3 separate regions of the Homo sapiens genome follow, and all the other regions are linked to region 1. The links are chromatin loops, found by intact Hi-C in ENCODE. Cell type or tissue: Calu3. All regions are shown on one strand.

Region 1 (8,000 bases):
TGGTGGGAGATGGGGGAGAACCATACTGAAAACAGAAGAGAGAACCTAGCAATGAAATTTAAAATTGATCTAAAATCACAGCTATAAAGAGAAATTCTACTCTCATTGCAAAAATAATGGAAAAAGAGTCCTGGTAGATCAGAGCCTACTAGAAGGAGGAATGAGTATGTGGGGCTCTAAGAGGTGGTCTTAGAAAGGCCTTGGGAGAGAGAAGGGTAACAAAGGAATGGAGAAGCACTCTGGAAACTACACAGTGAACATAAGAAGAAATAAGAAAGGGAAAATCAGAATCCAGTAAGACAAAAGAATTTTTCTTAATTGAAGAAAGCTACTGAGGAAATAAACTATCTTTTACAACCTTAACAGAAGAGTTCTAACCAGGGATCTTGTAAACCATCCCAAACCATCACAGAATTGCTGAGGCTTAAGCAACCTACAAGTATTCTAAAAAGAAAAAAAAACTAATATGACAGGAAAACAGAAATAAAAATTTTAAAAACTCAGTTGAAAATATCCCCTCAAAAAAACCAATAGTGAATCAAAATAAAATAGTAGCATAATATCCCAAAGTGAATCAAACAGCCTCAAAAGATTATGAAGACTTTCACCAAAATTACAGACAGATATAGATAGAAATAAGAATATAGATATACACAAAACTGTGCAACCATAGTTCATTTGGCAACCATTTATTAAAACATTAAAAATCAACTTTGTCCCTGGCACTGTCCTAGTTGTTGGGGAATAGAGAGGAAACATTCTCTATGACTTCAAGGAGCTTATTACAGTAGAAGGAGAAACACATACAGTATGACAAGTGATGGGATAAAAGTATACAGGAAATCCTTTCGAAACACCATAAAGTAGTATCTACCTCCAAATTAGGAGCCATCACATATGCAACTGAAGTACAAGTAAGAGCCAGATCAGAAAATTCCAGGAGGAAAATAATCATGCAGCTGTAACAGTATATGCAAAGGCATGAAGTCAGAAGAAATGTGATGTATTCAAAGAACGGAAAATACTCTGATATGGCTGAAAACAAAGCTCTGGGAAAATAAAGGGTCACAGTTGCTTTATACAATTTAGATTTCATTCTAAAGGCAACAGAGAACCAGAACCATTGAAGGATTTTTACTTGAGGATATGTTCAGATTTTCATTTTAAAATAATCCTTCCAGTAATAATATTTAGGCTGAATTAGAAAGGGGTGAATTTGAATGCAAGATAACCAGTTAGCAGGCATTCACCAACAAGGAATATAAGTGGAAAAAAAGTATAGGAATGGAGGAAAGAAAAGATAATATATTAAATGTATATAAAAATGTATTTACAATATATGATATATAATACGTTTAAATTTTGGACATCTTGAGCTTGAACACCTCATTAAGTAACTGGATAAAATCTTGAATTGAAGAGAAATATATGGGGTAGAAATAAAGATATGGGAATCATCCAATTGTTAGATTAAAGGCAGTTATTGACTCCGTGGGTGTATATGATTTTACTCTATAGAGTATACAGAGGGTGTAGGGGAAAGAAAGAAAAATGAGAAGGAGAGAAAAGGAAGAGCAAGTTATGTTCTGGGCAATATCAACATTTACTCTGACAGGAACTGGGAAGAGTCCAGACATGTAGGAGAAAAATTGGGAGAAAAAAAAAGAAAATTAAGATTTACAGGAAAAAAGAACAGTTGAAGTTAAAAGGTCTGAAAAATGTCAGTTGGATAAGTGATCATAATAACAGTGTTTGTGCAAGTGAAAGGCAGAAATAGATTACTGAGAAGTGAAAAGTCAAGTTAATAAAAAATAGTATATACAAACCTCTCCTTAGAAATGTTTGACTTCTGACTCACTTGTATACTTAACCTTTCATATCATTCATTTCTCCAACAAGTGTTTATTGAGTGCCACTTAATATCAAGAGAGACAATGTGCTTATGTCCCAATGGAGAAGCCAGGCAATAAACAACTTAAAGATCAAATGTGCAAGATAATTTCCTACAGTGATAACTGCTATGAAGAGGCGAAAGTCTACATTAGATTAATCAGAGAAATCCACTGTAAGGAAGTGATACTTAAGCTGAACCCTGAATGATAAGAAGGAATTGTCCTGTGAGCTCTAGGGGAAAATCATTCCACGAAGAGGGAACAGCAAGTACTAAGGACAGATTAGCAAGCACATAATTAAAACATCCACAGTAATAACTATACTGATACTTACATCCACCCAACAACTGCTAATAAAACCATGCCTTCACTGAGTCTGCTGGCAGGGCTGTTGAGCTGGTCACAAGGAGGCAAATAAGCTGGCTCATATTGAAATAAGAGAGGAAGGAATCATAGAAAAAGAAAAGACCATGGAAACCTCCCCTCCTCTACAATTAACAATTTTAAACTGTTGGGAGTATTTCATGTTCATTGAATGAACAAAAATGTTAATAATAGATTGCCCTAAATCTTGAATTTTAGCTGCATTTTGAAGATCCTTGAAGCAATAAAAATGCCTGTGCTTTTTAAAGGTAGTTTTGTTTTGTTTTTTTAAAAGGCGGGGGTTGCCTTTCAGGCCAGATTTCTTTGATTTCCTGTTTCAGAAGCTTCACCTAGCTCAACGTGGGGGAAAAAAAAAAAAAAGCTCGCAAAAGGAATATTTGTACAGCATAGCTTTTATGTTAAGAGTTTGATTTTAGGCCGGACACGGCGGCTCACCCCTGTAATCCCAGCACTTGGGAGGCCGAGGCGGGTGGATCATGAGGTCAGGGAATCGAGACCATCCTGGCTAACATGGTGAAACCCCGTCTCTACTAAAAAATACAAAAAATTAGCTGGGCGTGGTGGCACGCACCTGTAGTCCCAGCTACTCGGGAGGCTGAGGCAGGGGAATGGCGTGAACCCGGGAGGCGGAGCTTGCAGTGAGCAGAGATCGCACCACTGCACTCCAGGCTGGGTGACAGAGCGAGACTCTGTCTCAAAAAAAAAAAAAAAAGTTTGATTTTATATGCTTAACATGTATTTTTTAAGGTATATATTAACATTTCTTTTTAATTATTTTCATGATTAACTGGAATTTTTGTGGCATCTGATACTTAATGGAAATAGAACACCAGTTAACAAAACTAGCTCCAGGAAACATTCGACTCCCTCGCTTCTGTCCAAAAATGGATGTAGTTAGTAAGCAGGTCAGCGCACCTAAAATCTTTCAGAAACTTAGCATGAGGAAAAGAAGAAAGACAGGACTGTCGCTGGATGGGGTATTGCTTTGAAAGAAGGTTACCATTGCTGCTGCTGTTGTTGCCAGCATCGTCATGTCGTTTGGATCAAACTTTAACAGGTTAATATGCTGAAAAGGAAAAATGAGTAGAAAAAAATGAAAAGTTGACAGTAAAGGCAAAATACAACTTCCTATAAAGGAAGGTCCTCAGGGGACAGAAGAAAATGGGATTCAGAATACAGGATTATTCTGGGCACAAGAGAAAACTAAGTTTAAGGATAGCATACTTTTTGTGACTCTGGGATCTCAAAATAGATGCTGAAACCCAGCTATCCAAACCAGATGAAATGCTTCATACAATCACTATGGATTCCACTGAAGAAGAAAACTGAGGGTTTTTTTAATTGCTTTATAATTTGAAAGTTGCTGATAATTAGAGCTATTTAACTCAGCACAACATTCTTCTAAATGGCATCATTGTGTCACTGTACTATTTTGGTTAAACTCCCACTGGTTTAATTTCAGAAACATCCTTTGAATAAAATGCCAAGTTAAAAAGAAGTAATATCTCATTATTTCTTTAAAATAATTCAATTAATTTCAAAAGGATGTTTCCTGGGAAAGACTTGTAAGGTTTCTTTTGTAGGCCTGACCATAACACAAGAGTACATTATAGAAAATAGCAGCAGCTACCTACCAGTCAGTTTTTAAGAGCACCTTTCTTTACACAATAAATATGTTCCTGAGGAGCTTTTTAAATTTTGAATGTGTATTGTGGAGGCTATTTGGACCTGCAAAAACCTGATGCTGCCATTTACTATTTGTGTGTTCTAGAACAAGCTACTAAATAGGTTACCCTCTCGAAATTTTCTAGGGATTAAATATTTTCCATTCTATTTGGCCTAATTGGGCTGCCTCAGAAAGACAGACTAACCCATCAAGAATTAAGAATTACTTCTTGAACTGAGAATTACTTCTTCTATGAAATGTAATATTAACACCTGTTGTGGGGCACCCACCTGTTGTCAAACTTCAAAGATGGATAAAGCACAGGATAGTTTGATTCCTTCACTGGCTCAGGGCACCAAAGAGTTGTGTTGCCAGATTTAGCAAATAAAACATTCCCAGTTAAATTTCACTTTCAAAAAGAATAAATATTTTTATTAGCATAAGTGTGCCCCATGCAATATTTGAGACATAATTCTACTAGAAAATTATTCATCATTGATATGAAATTCAAATTTAACTGGGCATTCTGTATTATTTTATCTGGCAACCCTAACCAAAGCAACAGCTTGTCTCCCACCTGGCTATGGCAGAAGTGGAATACAAAAGTCAAAGTACATGATAAAGTGCTGTACCCACACACACCGCCATCTAAACCTCTGTATACTTCCAAAATTACAATGTTTCCTGACTGAGGCCTGCTTCCCCTGCTCTCCTCCATGTGATCAAGCTCCCTGACACCCTCTCTCCACTGACTTCTACCCACACTCTGGACCTAAGACAAAATTTCTGATGCCCCTACACACTATCCCAGAACTAAAAAGACTCCAAGGTTACAACATGGCAGAAACATTCTCTCCGTTTCCCTAAGACTCCTAGAAGCATTTTTTAGAGTCATAGGTCCATACAGGGCCTGAGATTCACTGGCCATCTCAGATCTCCCAAATTTCATTGCAGTAAATTCTATCATGTCTCCTACCCTGGAGGAATGGGCGGGTAGTGGCAGACAGTAGTGGTAGACCAGCACAAAAACAAACCATGTCTAAGTTTATTCTATTCCTATCCAACTCTCCTCTTCTCCCCAAGTTGGAGGGTATTTGCTCAGGAGGCACAGAAGAGGTGACATGGAAGAGGCAGTATAACAACTTGGTTATGCCTATTGTCTCTCATTCCAAAATATCAAGAATTTGCCATTTTTTATTACTTAGGCCTGATTTGAAACTTACATCCTGTGTGAGTGGCCCAATAGGGGAGAAAATTGATATTCCCATTATATGGGAATTATAAGGGGAAAATAATATTCCCATTATATGATTATTGTAAGAATTAAGTAAATCAAAGACCTAACCTGTATAGTAGGCACTTCCACAGCTTCAGAGATGGAAAATCTGTATTACTAAATAATGTCCAGTAGGCACTATCTCCTAACATTCCAACCTCTCTGTCAATAATTCATAAATGAATATTCACATGCTCTAAAAGTTCCTGTTATTATGTGAATAATCATCACATATTTTCTGTGAAAGTGAAATGCTGTGTAGTATATTTCTTATATCGAGCACCCTAGTAGAAAGTATTTACATAATGCGGGAAGAGTCTACCTTCTTTCCATAAATTGACTTTCTTTATAATTGTATTATTTTTTACAACCCTTCTAAAACAAAATGATATCCATGCATAAAGAACACAGCTTTCATCTTGCGGTGTGACAGACTCCTATGTGCCTTTTTATTTTTAATAGACTGGCCTCACACACTGGTGGGGGTTGTATTCATGAATATATGGCTTATGTTTACGGTTAGGAGAAAGATAGGTTTAAAAATAATAATAAAGGACTTTCTGCCTTTACTGAAGCCACGTTCCCAGCCTTTCATAATTTACTACACTATCTCATTATTTTTTAATGCACTTGCCTTTTTAAAAAAAATCCAAACCTTCCAAATTGTTGCATGATAATTTTTCTTCCTTTTCAACAGGAGGTTCTCACCCCTCTGTTGTCTACTCCAGCACTGGCCCAAGAGAACCTCTTGTACAACCCAGTTTTAAAGAATGATTAAGAAGGATTTCATATAGGTAACTGAATATGAAATTAGTTATAATTTTGAGAGCATGGTTATCTCATATGAATAAAATTTTAATTGCTTATAACATTAAATAATGAAATAAATTTGTAGCGCTGTCCTAATTCCATCAATTTTGGAATACAGTTCAAAATGAGATGTAGCAAGTAAGAAATACAAATTGTATTTCTCATTAATAATCATAAGCCATATATAATATCTGTTGTCTATAATTCCAATGATAAACACTTACTGTTTTCAGAGAAGTTCTAGGTAATACACACTCAACCTTCTATAAGCTATCTTAACTTTTTTATTTTTCTGGCATAAACTATGTGTCTATCTTTTTTTAAAAAAATTACACTTTAAGTTCTGGGATATATGTGCAGAAAGTGCAGGTTTGTTAAATAGGTATACACGTGCCATGGTGGTTTGCTGCACCCTTCAACCCGTCATCTACATTAGGTATTTCTCCTAATGCTATCCCTCCCCTAGGCCCCCACCCACTGACAGGCCCTGGTGTGTGATGTTCCCCTCCCTGTGCCCATGTATTCTCATTGTTCAATTCCTACTTAGGAGTGACAACATGCAGTGTTTGGTTTTCTATCCCTGTAATAGTTTGCTGAGAATAATGGTTTCCAGCTTCATCCATGTCCCTCCAAAGGACGTGAACTCATCCTTTTTTATGGCTGCATAGTGTTCCATGGTATATATGTGCCACATTTTCTTTATCCAGTCTATCATTGATAGGCATTTGGGTTAATTACCAGTCTTTGCTATTGTGAACAGTGCTCCCATAAACATATGTGTGCATGTGTCTTTATAGTAGAATGATTTATAATCCTTTGGGTATATACCTAGTAATGGGATTGCTGGGTCCAATGGTATTTCTGGTTCTACATCCTTGAGGAATTGCCACACTGTCTTCCACAATGGTTGAACTAGTTTACATACCCATCAACAGTGTAAAAGCCTTCCTATTTCTCCACGTCCTCTCCAGCATCTGTTGTTTCCTAACTTTTTAAAGATAGCCATTCTAACTGGCGTGAGATGGTATCTCATTGTGGTTTTGATTTGCACTTCTCTAATGACCACTGATGATGAGCTTTTTTGAATGTGTTTCTTGGCCGCATAAATGTCTTCTTTTGAGAAATATCTGTTCATATCCTTCACCCACGTTTTGATGGGGTTGTTTGTTTGTTTCTTGTAAATTTGTTTAAGTTCCTTATAGATTCTGGATGTTGGCCCTTTGTCAGATGGATAGGTTGCAAAAATCTTCTCCCATTCAGTGGGTTGCCTGTTCACTCTGATAATAGTTTCTTTTGCTGTGCAGAAGCTCTTTAGTTCAAATTAGATCCCATTTGTCAATTTTGGCTTTTGTTGCCATTGCTTTGGGTGTTTCAGTCACAAAGTCCTTGCCCATGCCTATGTCCTGAATGGTATTGCCTAGGTTTTCTTCTAGGGTTTCTATGGTTTTAGGTCTAACACTTAAGTCTTTAATCCATCTTGAATTAATTTTTGTATAAGGTGTAAGGAAGGGGTCCAGTTTCAGTTTTATGCATATGGCTAGCCAGTTTTCCCAACACCATTTATTAAATATAAAATCTTTTCCCCATTGCTTGTTTTTGTCAGGTTTGTCAAGATCAGATGGTTGTAGATGTGTGGTGTTATTTCTAAGGCCTCTGTTCTGTTCCATTGGTCTATATATCTGTTTTGGTACCAGTACCATGCTGTTTTGGTTACTGCAGCCTTGTAGTATAGTTTGAAGTCAGGTAGTGTGGTGCTTCCAGCTTTGTTCTTTTTGCTTAGAATTGTCTTGGCTATGCAAGCTCTTTTTTGGTTCTGTATGAAATTTAAAGTCGTTTTTTCTAATTCTGTGAGGAAAGTCAGTGGTAGCTTGATGGGGATGGCATTGAATCTATAAATTACTTTGGGCATAATGGCCATTTTCATGATATTGATTTCTCCTATCCAAGAGCACGAAATGTTTTTCCATTTGTT
Region 2 (8,000 bases), 380 kb before region 1:
ATAGGAAAAAGCCTTCAGGGATTTTCTTCTACATTTAATCAAAACTCTTTTTGAGAAATACATCCATCACATTATGGAATATCATTTTTTAAAAAAAAACATGTGAGTAATGTACTTCAGAGCTAGGTCTGGAAAAAAGATTCCCTTGGGAAATGGTTATGCTTCATCCCCAGTGAGTACTAGAGGCCTGTAACACAACCTGTCTTCTCTATACCTTTGCTCAGAAACCCAGAACTGGGTTACATTCGCTATCATGGTGACCATGTTAAGACTCCCATGGAGTGTCCCAGCTTTCTCCTTTGTAAATACTTTTTATATACTTTTTCTAATCCTGTTTTGTTAATCCTATATCATATGTCTTTTGTAATATGTTCTCTGAAATTATTTAGAGAGAAGTAAAAGGTAGAAATGAGGAAATAAACCAGAGATACTATTCTTTAAAAGAATTTTTTTTATTTTTACTGAAATGGTGGCATTATCTTAACTTTAGGATGCTAATTTTTTTCTTCCTAACATCATGCCCACGTACCATTATCTCATCCCTGACTCATCTTTTAAAATTTTAGTTCCTTTATTTGCAATTTACATATAAGATGTGTGGAAAAACCCACAGATACACACTCACACAGCACGCCACTCTTCTCATATGCTGTTGTTCAGACATAAAGATCACTAAGCAAAATAGGAGATAACATTTCAAGACTTTCTCCACTAACAGAAACATATTCTCAGGTGATCGGTTAGAGTCCAACAAGGTTTATTTTCAAAAGAGTCAGCAAGCGTTAGAAATGAATTTCTCAACAATTTTTGTTTTTAAGAGACAGGGCCTTATTCTGCCACCCAGGCTGCAGTACAGTGGTATGATAATAGCTTACTAGGCTGGGATTGGAGGGGCAGACAGGCAGCTCAGAAAAAGAGATTTAGGCTATCAGAGAAGGTGGAAGAATAAATGTTTGGATATAATTATCATGGCTTATTATCTACAAGGTGGAATTTGGCTAACTTTGTTAATAAAACAAGGTACAAATCATTTAATGACAACCTATAGACTTTTAGCTTACATTTAGAAAATACTTAAAAAGAATTTTTCCAGCCTGAGCAACATAGTGAGATCCCCATTTCTACAAAAAGTTTTTTAAAAAATTAGCTGGGCATGGTGGTGCACACCTGTAGTCCCAGCTACTCAGGAGGCTGGGGTGAGAGGATCACTGGAGCCCAGGAGTTTGAGGCTTCAGTGAGCTATGATCACACCACCGCACTTCAGTCTGGGTGACAGGGGGAGAACTCAAAAAAAAAAATTCAAAACAGATATTAGATGCAAGAAAAGAAAAAAAATTAATGTATATCAAAATATTAAATTCTGTTCCCAATTATTATATAATTCCTATATCACCAACTTTCTTTGAAAATTAAAGACTGAATTTGTACCAATGTACTAATTATATATCTATAATTGGTATATTTAATAAGTTAAAATTTTGGAATATAAGGCCTCTACATTTACATTTTAAAAATATTCTTAGACAAGGTTCTGGATTATATTTCAATTCTGTTCAAAGAGTAAAATGGAAATGTAAAAACAGAGATGTCTCCTTAACAGAGTGAAATTAATTTACAAATCTAAGCAATATAAAAACATGAGTAAAAATCTAATTTAATTGAATTATTAATATTAAAGCTAGTCCACACAAAATGTATTTATTCTGGAGTCTCTGTAGATTTTTTTTATTGTTTTTCCTGCTGCCATCAACTTTTGTTATACTATAAATATGGATGTAACTGTACCTACATAACTACCAGCACACACCTAAAATTAAATAAGAAATTTTAATCCAGTAGTTCTTAATTTCTTTTCTAATCCTAAGTACTTAAAGATATAACACACTATTAATAAATCACCATAGTGATGGTTCTTAAAGGTGTGTGTGTGTGTGTGTGTGTGTGTGTGTGTGTGTAGCATGTGGGGAAGGTGTCCTGGAGAGGATACAACCTTCTGTGATTTTCCTCTGCTAAGAATCAGCCCTGAAGGGTACAATTCAATTACCTCTTTTTTTAAAAAAATCTCAGATCTTGGCTTGGGTCTGAAGCATGAATCATGTGGAGTTTAATGCAGCTTTGGGTCAACCCTGATCAAGAAGACCCCAGGAAGAGTGTGGGAAAATTTAAATTTGGATACCCCAGAAATGGGATTATGTATCTAAGAATCCTATATAGCATGTCTTGTCGTATGCCATTTGTGTCAGCTCAGAACTTCCACAGTTCTTTCACAAGCTCAGATCATATCTCTTGGAGCCACTTTGGTCCCTACACACCACAGATTCCATCTCTGGGCTAATATTTGACTAACTTCAAGATTATGTCAACACTGTCTATGCCTCATGCAAAAGCCTCATGGAAGCAATTAATCTAACAACAGTGCAAACAAGACGACTATAATCACCCAGGTGATCATGAAAAAGAACATGAGGGAAATAAAAATGAGATAGACAGATTCTGGAAGCATGCTGTAGATATTATGTTTTTCAGTAACAGATTTGGGGACTGTTGTGGGGTTGGGGGAGGGGCGAGGGATACCATTAGGAGATATACCTAATGCTAAATGATGAGTTAATGGGTGCAGCACACCAGCATGGCACATGTATACATATGTAACTAACCTGCACAGTGTGCACATGTACCCTAAAACTTAAAGTATAATAATAATAAAAAAATAAAATAAAATAAAATAAAATTGATGAACATGGGTGCTACATGATACAAGTATCAAAGGAATTTCAGACTTGAGTAATTCTGAAGCCCACAAAATTAGCCACAGGATTTATCTTTTGTTCTTCATCTACTAGAGGAATGGATGTTACAAACCAATACAATGAAATTAAAAATAAAAATAAAAATAAATAAACAGATTTACACCAAAACTTTTAAAGAAATTTGTGATAGGAAATGGTTAAGAGGGTGGGGAGAGAGGGCAAAAGTTGGGTCTTCAGATCCTACAAGCAGAAAGGGGCTCTCTTTTAGGTCAGAGCTGATCTTTAGTTGTTTTGTAATGACATTTCATCTGACACTTCCTAGGCCAAATATTTAAATAGACACCTCTAAAGAAGTTTAGCAATTTGATCCTCTCTGCTTGCTCATTTATATTATTTCTTTAAGTTACATTTATGCTCAGTATTCCTATGCTTCATAGGTATTTGACAAAAAAATTTAAAGAGTTATTTTTTCTTTCTTTGTTTTTTTCTTTTTCTCTAGCTTGCTAAAGAACAATCAGCCAGATCCAACTAGATGAGTCAACTATTCCCCAGGCATAACTCCTGGGGTCATATCAATTGCATTTGCAGCAGTGGTATAATAATTTACTATAAATGTCTTAAATTACAGCATTTGAACACGTGCCAGGAAATAATACTTTTCCCCAAAGCAGATGAATCATGAACCTGAAATACATAATGCACCTCAAAGGCATTTAAAATTCTTCTAAGGAGTGACTTATTCAGATGATAGAATGTTGACCATTTGATTTGAGTGGTGACCTTCCAAAAGCAATGAATAGCATTTCAATGATTTTCAAATGTTATTATCAAAAATAAAGTACGATAGATATATAAAATAGGTAAATATAGAAGCTTCTCTAGTAATGCCTCCCTTGGGAGGTAGGGAGCCTGGGAACCAACTTCAATAAGAATCTTGGCTTCTCTGCCCTTAGTTTTTGTAGAAGGGCCCTTCTCATATGTAGAATTTTGCCTCTCCAAAATAGCTCAGATATCTGTGAGGGAGTTTGGTTGAATTTGAGAGTCTGAGAGCAAGTGATATTAGATAAAGTTTATATAAAGGCTACAGTCAACATCACAGAACAACTCAGTTTATTTAGAACAGCCAGTTGAAATAAATCTAAGGATCGTAGCACCTAACCATCTGGAAGTCAGTTTTGAAAATATATATATATATATATATATAATATATAAAATATGCTTTATGATTTTGTTTATGTGATTTAAGTAGATCTATGAGATAAGTAAAATAAAAATTAAAAATTCTATAGCTTTACTTTATATGTGTATAAACACACATGTATATGCATATATATTGTTGAGTCTACTAAACAGTGTGCTTCTAGATTTATTCATGCATTCAATAATATTTATTGAGAACTTACTATCTTCAAGACACTATTAGAGATTTAAAAAATAAATTAGATATAGCTGATGGTGTAAAAGAGGCTTAAATGTGATTCATCTCAAAATCATCAGAATAAATAAGACAGAAAATTTTAATTACTGGTAGTAAGAAACAAAGATGATGAAAACCTAAGCCAGGCTGCCATGAATTGAACAACAGAGAAAAACAGCCCTGGGTCTGATCAGTTTGACCTTCAGCAATGTCAGCTCACTTCTTTGGGATTCTGCTTCTTTATCTGAAAAATAAGGGAAATTTAACCATGTGATCTTCAGAGTCCCTTCTGGCTCCAATATTTAAAAAAAAAAACAACTATACTCCATAAGTATGATTTAAACCAGAAGGTTCAAACCTCATTCTTCACTTGCGATAGCTTCGCTGATGAATAGGAATGTCAGCCAACATTCCATCTCCTTTCCCTTTCCTGTTCCAGTTTGATGGAGGTACCAGCTAGCAATAAAATAGCATTGAGGAGTTGGGACTCACAAAAAGAATTGTATCCAAAACCACAATACTGTGACTATGGAATTATTGTTTCTTTACCCTAACATATTAAAAATAGCTGATGAAGAAAAACAATGAAAAGAAGACTGTAAACAAGTCGAATTTCAGAAAATACCTGGGAGACAAGTGTATAAATATTGTTTGAAATTTTTTTAAAAAATGAACATTCAAGTATTTCATTCAGAATTTTTTAAATGTGCAAATTCAATTATAAAGCCATGGTGATCACAAGATACAAGGTAAAGTTTTATTATTAATTTGAAATGTCTTGGTTTGAAAAAAGTTTGATAGTAAAATCAAGGTTAAATGAAATATCATGAAGCTGTGCAATTAGGTTAATAATGAGGTGCCTCAGGGATCAGTGCTAGCACAGGTGTTCAGTATATTTATTAATGACTTAGAAGAGTTCTGAATAATATGGAAGCACATTTGGATGACTTCATAGATATTTATAGCAATCAAACGGGTAAATGACTGCTTTTCATGACCGATTCAAGAGCAATTATTTAACACATTACAGCAAATAATCAACAAGAGCAAATTAATGTGAAGTGGGTGGAATTACCCAAGTTTTCTTAGCATGCTAATAGCTAACTGAAATAGTTATTGCCTTTCAGACAACAGTGGGCGCATCTAAGACATCTGTCCAGTAAACAGCACTTTAGGAAAAAAGCATAATCAATAAAGGTTGGAATAAAGAATAATGCAAAAGAATTATCTAAATCAATAATTATTGCTGAAAATTTCTACACACCAGAGACTTGCTCTACTGAATGGCACTGTTGGAAAAGAGTGTGGTTTCCCAAACCACATGCTAGGATTATCTGGTGTCTTAGCTGGTGATTTTCTAAGTAGTTTTCCATTATCATCCATTCCTCTCCGATATCCATTCACTGGCATTCCCAGATGCCTCTCAGGCAGGAATAAAACTTACAAGGACATGCCCTTCTCACTTCTGCTTTGCTCTGTTCTAAAGGATTTCATTGATATTAACTTTTATGTTGAAGATCTCAAAGCTTTGGAAAAATTAAAAGTCATCCCTTTTCACAAGAAAGATGGCATAACACTATTCAATAATAGCATGAACTCTATTATATCCTCCCCTTATCCCAAAGTTAATTATTGTGCATAGAAAGAAAACTTAAATGTAGCATCATTTCAGTTATAATTCATTCATTCCAAAATATTTTCTGAGTGCCTATTTTATCTAAAGCACAGTAGTAATAGAATAAAAATGATATTAATAAAAATATTTGGAGCCTGCCCTAAAAACTTAGAAAGCCATGTCTCCCCTCTCATGAACTAAGCATTTCTCAATCCTAGTCCATATAAACTACACATAAATGTCATCAATTATATCATAATTTGAAATATATGAAAATTAATAAGAATCAGAACTGTTTATGTAGAAATATATAATAACATTTTTAACCAAAGCATCATTTTCCGCTGCCATTTATCTTTTGTACCAGAGAAAATATTATGAACCCTGAGGTAAATTTTCTCATATGAAATATAACTTAGATACTTCCCCAAATTTTAGAGAAAAATACAATTTCTGGACTGTTTGGGACTAAGAAAGTAGGCCAATATAACTGGAGTAAAGCCAAATACTAATGAAAACATCAATGTGTGTTCATATTAGCTCTACAAAATAACCAACCAGCAAATCCACTGACAGAATGAAGATATGTGTGAAGTACTGAGAGTGAGAATTTTTCTTTTTCTTTTTTTGGAAGATTTGGTAAAGCATCTCTATTCTCTATTTATGTCCACCTGCAAATTTCAGATGTAAACATCTAGAGTAATATACCATGATCACATAAGAATTCACAGACTTTCAGAATCTCAGTGTTAAAAGGAAACTCAGACGTTAACCATTGTTTGAGCTATACATCTTCTCTACATCACTGGACATACTACTACCGGAGATAAAAAAAACATACACACAAAAACTCATTAATTAAAGCCAAAGACTTGCAGCGAAAAGCAAATTTTCAGCAATTAAGTAAACAATGAACCTCTGTTAGAACCTCAAACATACTTACTAATGAGATTTACCAGAGGGTCTGGAATTATCTATTTAAAATATAAAATTACAACTTGGAGAACAATTCACTTATCAGAGGTGTGACAATTCTGTTAATTTTTCTTTCTAAATCTTTTAGTATCTATGGGTTTTTGTGCAGTGTGATTTAAATATAATTTTAGTAAGGGAAAACAAGTAGTGAATGAGAATTCATTAACAGGTGGTCAAATGCAAAGAGTCTATCAATCATGCTGGTATTTTTAAACATCAGCAAATTTAATTCCATCTCTGGGGGAGTAAACTCATTCTCTAAGGTATGTGACACATCGTATTTATTTTTAAAGGACATTTCAGAGTGTTCCTTGATTATGAAATACTGCAAGTATTTCCTGCCTTAGGTTTCCTAGGCAGACAAAAAGGCAGGCAGAATCCACCACTGCAAATCAGATAATTCTAAAATAACCAAATAGTGTTTCTAAAAATGAGAACATTTCCATATCTTAGCTCTAGATAAAGAGATTTGTCATGGTAAAACCAACAAATCTGAATCAGACCTTAAACTATGAAATAGCACACAAGAGGGATGCAGAATTTTGTGCTGAATTACAAAGAGAAGTCAGATCTGCAAATCCACAATGACATAATAATTAAATAAATTTAATCAGCTTTTACTGAATTCCAGTTTTTAAATGTCAGGCAATTATTATGAAATGACTTTTTCTACTTGCATAATCCATTGTGTATTATATTTCTACCCTGAATCAAGTGAATGACTTGTTAGTTTGATCAAAAATTATCACTTTATACTACGAGGGAAAGCAACCATCTTATCCAAACTACATGGCATTAGACTGTATAAGCTTCCTTTGGTGAAGCAAGATATATATATTGATTTTATCATACACATAGACTCTTCAAGGTCAAATAGCAAGTTGAAGGGAGAAGAAGTATCCTGAATGACCATTAATGCTCTTCTATACCATGGCTTCAAAATCTTAAAATACTTTGCATTTCACAAGAAGTTATGTGGCATTTGAAAACCCTCTGAAATGAAAAGAAATTTCTGATCCCCAAATGGAGTAGTCAAGAAAATTGAGCACTTTCCAGAAAATAAAAGACTCAATATTTCAGGGCACCCTCCTGCATGACAAGGAGAGTTACAAAAGAGAAAAGCCAACAAAAACATCTCACCTACTGTATATATCTTGTTTATTGCCCATTTTCTTGATGAATATTATAGGAACATACAGACTGATAAGATTCCCTTACCGTACAAAGAAAAGTTATCCTGTTT
Region 3 (8,000 bases), 670 kb before region 1:
ATAAATGGAAAGACATTCTGGGGAATGGATTGGAAGAATTAATATTCTCATGATGTCAACAATATCCAAATTGGTCACAAATTTAATGCAGTCCCTTTCAAAATTCCAGCTGTGTTTTGTGGGTTTTTTTCAGAAATTGGCAAGTTGATCATAATATTCATATGGAAAAGCAAGGGACTCGGAATACTCAAGACAATCATAGAAAAAAGTTAGGCTCACCATCGTAATCCCAGCACTTTGGGAGGCCAAGGTAGGCGGATCACTTGAGGCCAGGAGTTTGAGACCAGCCTGGCCAACATGGCGAAACCCCATCTCTACTAAAAACACAAAAATTAGCAGGGCATGGTAGTGCGTGCCTGTAATCCCAGCTACTCAGGAGGCTGAGGCATGAGACTCTCTTGAGCCACGGAGGCAGAGGTTGCAATGAGCTGAGATCGCACCATCGCACTCCAGAGCCTGGGCAACAGAGGGAAACTCTTGTCTTAAAAAAAAAAAAAAAAAAAAAAAGGTTGGAGTAGTATTGGCATAATGGATCAAATAGATCAATAGAATAGACTGGAGAGTCCAAAAATAAACCCATACATCTTTGGTCAATTGATATTTAGAAGAGTACCAAGATAATTCAAATGTGAAAAATATTATTTTCAACAAATGGGTCTGGGACAACTGGATATCCACATGCAAAAGAATGATGTTGGATCTCTATCTTACCCCATATACAAAATCTAACTTAAAACGAATCAAAGATCTAAAGGTAACTAGTGAAATTATAAAATATTTATAAGAAAACATTAAGTATAAATTTCTTGGCTTTGGATTAGTCAATAGTTTCTTAGGTATGACATCAAAAGTACGAGCAGCGAAAAATAAATAGGTATACTGGACTTCATCAAAATGAAGCACTTTTCAAAATGTGCTTCAAAGAACCCAATCAAGAAATTGAAAAAAACACACAAAATGGAAGAAAAAATATTTGCATGTCATATATCTGATAAGGGTCTAGTATACAAAATATATAAAGCAATATTACAACTCAACTATTTAAAAGAATAACCCAATTAAAATACAGGCAAAGGATTTGACTAAACATTTTTCTAGACATACAAATGGTCAATACAAACAGATACTCAGTATCAATTGTCATTAGAGAAACACAAATGAAAACCACAATGACATATCATTTCACAACCACTAATATGACTATAATTTAAAACACAGAAATAAAAAGGGTTGGCCAGGATGTGGAAAATGGGAAACCTTGCACATCACTGATGGGAATGTAAAATTGTGCAGCCACTGGGGAAAACAGTCTGGCAATTCCTCAAAATGTTATTCATATAGTTACCAGCTCATCCAGCAATTCTATTCCTAGGTATGTACCAAAGAGAACTGAAAATGAGTTCACACAAAAACTTGTACATAAATGTTCAGAGCAGCATTAGTGATAATAGCAAAAAAAAAAAAAAGTGGAAACAACCCAAATGTCTTTAATTGATGAGTGAATTAAAAATTACAGCATATTCATACAATATAATATTATTCCATCATAAAAATGGAATGAAATAATGATTTCTGCTACACATCATGGATAAACTTTGAAAACATTACGCTAAATGAAAGAAGCTGGTCACAAAAGCTATGTTTTCTATTTACAGAAATGCCCAGAATAGGCAAACCTATAAAGTACAGAAAGTGGATTAGTGGCTGCTGGGGGTGAGGGTAAGAAATTGAAGTGACTGGTAACGATTAAAGGGTTTTTTTTTGAGGTGACGAAAATATACTAGTATTAGATAATGATCATAGCTGCACAATTTTGTGAATATATTAAAAACTACTGAATTATACAATTTAATGTGATGAATTTTATGGTATATGAATTACAGCTCAAGTAAAAATAAATGACAAGCATGTACACATACACAGATATATACATATGTCATGGACATTATGAGGTGCTTAATAAATATTTGCTGAATGGCTGAAAAGACTGAGAGAAAAGTATATGGTAACATACTCCAAAAAGGAAGTGAAAGTAAAAAAAAAAAAAAAAAATTGTCCATGTTAGTTGTATATTGGTGACGGGATCATGAGTGGTTTCTACTTTCTATGGTATGGTTTCCTATTTCAAATTTTTTAATTACTTCTACAATCAGAAAAAATCATAATCTGTGGTTAAAATTTATAAAACTAGTTTATAACTTCTGATTATGACCAAAATAAGGTTAATTTATATACAAAAAGTCTTCTAGAAATAATAAGTCTTAAAAATAAAAATGCAAATATTGGACAAAAGCTCCCTCTGGTATATACAAAAGTGTTAGTCTTCCTTACAAAACACCCCTTTATATTTTGCCTCAGTTCCATCATCATTAACTTATTAGTCAGTCTCCATCCACTACAACATGTTTTAAAATATTATCAGCATACGTGATTTCTTAGAGAGATTTAATTATGGATATACCTGAAGCAAATTTAAACCTGTGTACATATGTGTACTCATATCCATAGACAACAATACACAAACATCTAAGTCTATTCATGCACATAGTTTCCTTGTAAATTTTGTGATTATGACGTATTTGAAAAAAATTGTAATTAGATATGCTTGACATTTTAAAGCAAAGAAAGATATAGATTTGACAGTTTAACCAATTTGAAAACCCAGAAGCCCATACAAGGTATGGTATGTCAAATTATTTCCAAATGTATAATGCTTTGCCAGCAGGTCCCTTGTCTTTATGGGCATATTCTGGCTATAAATATCTCAGTGAGTATAACAGTTTGGACAACGGAGATCAATATAAAACAAGCAGTGGAATTTAATAGGAGTTGATGTGAAAAAAGTGGTAGGAAAGATATAAACTGAGGAATCCAGGTATTCAAGAATTCACCACAGCTGAAAATTCACAGGGGAATCAATTTGCAATAATAGAAAACCAGCAGCAACCTAACCCACTGATCTTTATTACATACAAAAGAGCACTATCCATTTTCAACAGGGTTGTTTTGAGTCATAAGAGCAAATGATTCCTAAATGTTTAGCATTATTTCTAGAGACAGGAATGACACCATGTTGTCACCTCTTTGAAGATTCCTCATGAACTTATACAGGGTTAATTGCTTCTTCTTTTCTGTGAACACTCAGTCTGCTAGTATGCGCTTTTATCATCGTATTTATTAAGTCTTTGCAACGGTTTCCACACCATTTGCTCTAGTCAACCAAAGCACCTTCAAGACAGACACAAGAATTTATTTAGCTCTAGATCCACAGCACTGGAGCACACAGAAGTTGCTAAACAAGTTGTGGCTGAACAAATAAATGAGCAGAGTATTTGTTTCTGTAATTTAAATTTTGTCCTGAATATTTTTTGAAGCACACTGTTTAAATTTTCCATACTATGTAATTAACAACATCATTATTAATATATTATTGTTTACATTATATAAAGTATATAATTATGTTATATAAAATTACATATATTATATGTAAAATTTATGCATAAATATTACGTTTATATTTATGTCAATATATAATATATAAAGTATGTAATATGTTTATATTATATATTTTAGCAATATAAATAATTATAGCATCATGCTTTGGCCTAGCATAAATGGTGATTCTACGGATGACAAATATTTAATATATAAGATGTCATTTCCTTGTTCCATGACCACGGCAAGCATTGTTAATCGATCATGGCATTCTTAACTGGAGTTAGAACGGGCCTTCAGAATCCTCATCACAGTGTCCCAGGGAGCCGCTACTGATCAATCAGGATTGGCACAAGAGTTGTGACTAACCACTATTCCTGATTTTCTGGATACTTTCAGAGGAATATTTTCTTTGGAAACCCATTAATTTTCAATATTTACAAGTACAATTAATGAAGCACACCCATTCTCCTATACATATTATCAGCTTTCTAAAACTCTGTTATACCACTTATGTGTCCTAGAATTCTGCAATGCCATGTGAAATAAAGTTCTGGCGACACTTCCAGTAACCTGTAATTAAACACTTTCAATAGTAGACTATTATCAGTCTTCACTATTTTTAACGAAAGGGCACAGATCCTATTAAAGAAAGTTACTGCTTTTACTTCTTATGGAGAGAAAGGGAAAGAGAACAAACAAATACTTGTGGATAAGGATTCTTGAACTATCCCTCTGCTAGTAAGACCTGCCAGGAATGAAACTGCTACTTTGGCTGGGCAGAGCAGGTGCTGCTGATTGATTCAGTAAGTAAGGAACCTTTACATTTTTTTAGGTGTAAGATTATCTTCTTCCTGCTGCTCTGAAACATCTGATCCACAGGCCAGCACAAAGAAAGCTATGTTTTTTAATTGAGGAAGTAACAGACAGAACAAGAAAGGCTCTATGGTACGGCATACTGAGAAGACAACTACAATTACCACCCTGCAAAGCTGGGATTTGTGAGTCCTGGCAGGGGGCCTGCAACAATTCTGGTAGTAGCACAGTCCCAGACCAGTCTCTCAGAGCCTCCAACTAATGCAGAACTGTGTTTAGGAGTCTGGAAAATCCATATATTAACAGCTTGTCCACATTCCTAGCTGGTGGTGAGAACTGAGCAGTGACTCTGAGAGAATGCCAATGGTAGACATTAACTCAAGCTGGTTTCTTTAGAAAGTAAAACAAAACCTGAAATTCTTTAAAATTTTATTTGTTCATAAATTCCATGTCATCACCAAGACAAAATTCTGAATGCAAAATCCTTTTGTTATTAATTTCCTAACTCAAACAGATGTTTTATGTGAATTAAAAAAAAATTTCTTAAACAATTATTTCCTATTTACTAACTGTGGAAGCAGCCATTCTTCTTCTACAAGGAGGATGAATGTAGAGTTGTGATGGGCTAGTGGTCAGGCAGCTGGAGGCTGGAGCAGGGAGACACTGAGCATAGGAATGTCTGAGCAGGATGCAAGGCAGTGAGGAGAGTCGGAAACATCAGCTGCTGTTATTAGAATCATGGCCAATGCATCCAGTTTTTTCTTAATTAGTTTATCATACTAAGTATTAAAAATAACAATAATAACAATAGTTAATGTTTATTGAGTGAGTTTTGTGCTAGACACTGCGCTGGACACTTTATATGCTTTATCCCAATTGATTCTCAAATTGAATTTAGGAAGTAGATATTATTACCTAAATTTATGGATCAAAATAGCAAGGCTTAGGACAGGCTAACTGACAGACTCAATGACACACTGCTAATAACCAGAGGGGCCAGAATCAAACCTAAGCATACACCATCCACGGGTAAAATATTGGAGAGTTACCATATTCCCTCCAAGGGTCTTAAAGCTCAGATTGAATTCAAATTTATGTAACAGATAGAAAGGGAAAAGAAAGGAAAAAATGTGAATGTTCTTTCATTTGTCTCAAAGAAAGAAGAACCCTATAAATATGCCATACTCTTTTTTTTTTTTCCTAGAGAGTGGGCCAGAGTCCATTTCTTAATGGTTAAGAAATGTCATGTTAAAGAAACTATGTATGGGGTTCTATTCAGCATGTCTTTGCTCAACTTTAGGTGTTTCAATTCATGAGAGGGTTTGAGAGTATATAAGAAAATGGCACAGTGGCCTGTGTCGGCTAAGACTGTACTTTGTCATTCCAGTGCACTAATCTGTGATATAGCAGCTAGAAACTTATAAAACATTCAAGCAAAGCCATGTGCTGATTCAAGTCACGGACTAGGATACAGCTAAGCATTTTAGCCTCTGTTATTGAAGCAATAAGTACACAGGTGACTGAATGATGGCTATCTCAGAAGGATTTCCTGGAATTGGTCATTCAAATCTCTACTCATTTAAAAGAAAGCACTTCTTTACAGGAAACCCTGGTAGGCTGAAATGGTTAAGTATGATACCCAAAATGAATAGGTAAGGAAATAGGTACCTTGAACATGATTTGAGGGGAATATGAGGCTTACTGTTCAGAAAAGATTAAAGATCTATATAATCCAAGCATAAAATTAATAAAATGACCTTTTCTTTTAAATTGTGGATGGAACTTCCATTTGTTTCTTCAAAAGCAGACAGTATGTGGGAAACATCAGACAAACCCAAATTGAAAGACGTTCTATAAAATACCTAACCAGTACTCTTCAAAACCATCAAGGTCATCAAAAACAAGGACAGCCTGAGAAGTCATCGCCGTCTAAAGAACCTAAGGAGACGTGGTGACTAAATCCCATAACGGGATCCTGGGACAGAAAAGGGGCATTAGGTAAAGACTAAGAAAATCCAAATGAAGTGTGGAGTTTGGTTAACATTAATGTGCTAATGCCAGTTTCTTAATTTTGACAAATTTACCATAGTTATATCAGATGTTAACAATAGGGGAAACTGGGTGAAATGTATACAAGAACTCTTTGTAAGATTCCTGCAACTTTTCTGTAAATCTAAATTTTCAAAAAAAAAAAATTATTTAGAAAAACAAATTACACACACACTCACACACAGGCCAGAGTGTGCCCTTACAAATGGCCACATATTAAAAGCACATTCATAAGCACTTAGAACAATGCTTGACATATAGTGTAAAATAGCATATATTTTTTAAAAATACATATATATTTTAAGATATATATATTTATATAAATGACAATATATATTATATAAATAAAAATGTATATATACATATATATATATATTTTTTTTTTGAGATGGAGTCGTGCTCTGTCGCCCAGGCTGGAGTGTGGTGGTGCAATCTCAGCTCACTGCAACCTCCTCCTTCCGGGTTCAAGCAATTCTCCTGCCTCAGCCTCCCAAGTAGCTGGGATTATAGCTGTGCGCCACCACACCCGGCTAATTTTGGTATTTTTAGTAGAGATGGAGTTTTGCTTTATGTTGGCCAGGCTGGTCTCGAACTCCTGACCTCAAGTGATCTACCCGCCTCAGCCTCCCAAAGTGCTGAGACTATAGGCATGAACCACCGCACCTAGCCTTTTGAATGAATGAATAAATGAATGAATTAAATCACTTTCCGTAGTTAAAAACAAAAGTCTTCAATTGTTCCTTTTTATCTTAAACCTACACTCAGCCTCATTTAAGATCTTCCACAAGCTAGCCAAACTTTTTTTTCTACAGGTCATCAGAACACTGCCTCTGTTCGGGTCAAAGAAGTCATCTCACTGTCCCAGGATTGTGGAGCCCTCATTTCTGGCTTCGCTTTGTCATCCCTTACCCCAAAGCCAAAATGCTCTCCCAAATCATTCTGCCTGTTCCAGATTGAATTCAAGCTCCCCAGGCCCTAAGAATTGTTTCAAAACACTCCTGTATTCTCCTGAAATCTTCCTTCTCTGAATTCCTACTGTCTACTTTTTTAGTTCAACATGTATATATAAAATTGCTTATAGTGGTCAACCTAATTCCTTCTTATCCAAGTGTCATTTAGAATGGATTTTTAGGGGAGGAGTGAAAGGAACTTTCATTTGCTCCTTCAAAAGGAAGGGGTTACAAAAGGGCACTAGGAAAATTTAGGGGTGTTCAGTATGTTTCTTGATGGTGTTGTCAGTTCTTTTTGATAGACATATGTCAATCTTACGAAAATTGTACCCATTTAGTATGTGCAATTTACCCTGTGTCAATGGTAGAGCAATAAACCTGCTAAACATGTCTATGTAATTGAATGTTTGGTTTGTTTGTGTTTTTTTATTTGTTTACGACATGGTCTTGCCCTGTCGCCCAGGCTAGAGTGCAGTGGTAGGATCACAGTTCACTGCAGCCTCAACCTCCCAAGCTCAAGTGATCCTTTCACTTCAGCCTCCTGAGTAGCTGGGACTACAGGCTCACACCATCACGTCTGGCTAATTTGTGTATTTTAATAGGGATGGGGGTTTGCCATGTTGCCCAGCCTAGAATGTTTGTTTTCTAATTTATTATTTATTTACACATTTATTTATTATAATTACTGTAAGATAATAGAGATTTGTGTTATTTTCTGAGGTTTAAGCCAAAAGTAAGCTCCAAACAAAT

What was found. Peaks named below come from ENCODE experiments on the same cell type or tissue, not always from the same donor. Only the 100,000 strongest peaks of a DNase experiment are listed, where the experiment ranks them.
Region 2: it touches region 1 in a loop (2.4-fold over the local background); 1 of 110 quality-filtered maps calls a loop at or near these places.
Region 3: it touches region 1 in a loop (3-fold over the local background); 1 of 110 quality-filtered maps calls a loop at or near these places.

What each region holds. Positions count from the first base shown.
Region 1 is chr10:67,490,590-67,498,589 of GRCh38, forward strand. The region is part of intron 5 of CTNNA3 (catenin alpha 3); the gene reads right to left. Among named protein-coding and RNA genes, the nearest start is that of MIR7151, 91 kb to the left of the region's middle. In Calu3, no CTCF peak of the experiment used is centred here; no DNase peak of the experiment used is centred here.
Region 2 is chr10:67,112,791-67,120,790 of GRCh38, forward strand. The region is part of intron 7 of CTNNA3 (catenin alpha 3); the gene reads right to left. Among named protein-coding and RNA genes, the nearest start is that of LRRTM3, 190 kb to the left of the region's middle. In Calu3, no CTCF peak of the experiment used is centred here; a DNase peak (open chromatin) is centred at 3,321.
Region 3 is chr10:66,818,609-66,826,608 of GRCh38, forward strand. The region is part of intron 7 of CTNNA3 (catenin alpha 3); the gene reads right to left. Among named protein-coding and RNA genes, the nearest start is that of LRRTM3, 100 kb to the right of the region's middle. In Calu3, no CTCF peak of the experiment used is centred here; a DNase peak (open chromatin) is centred at 4,443.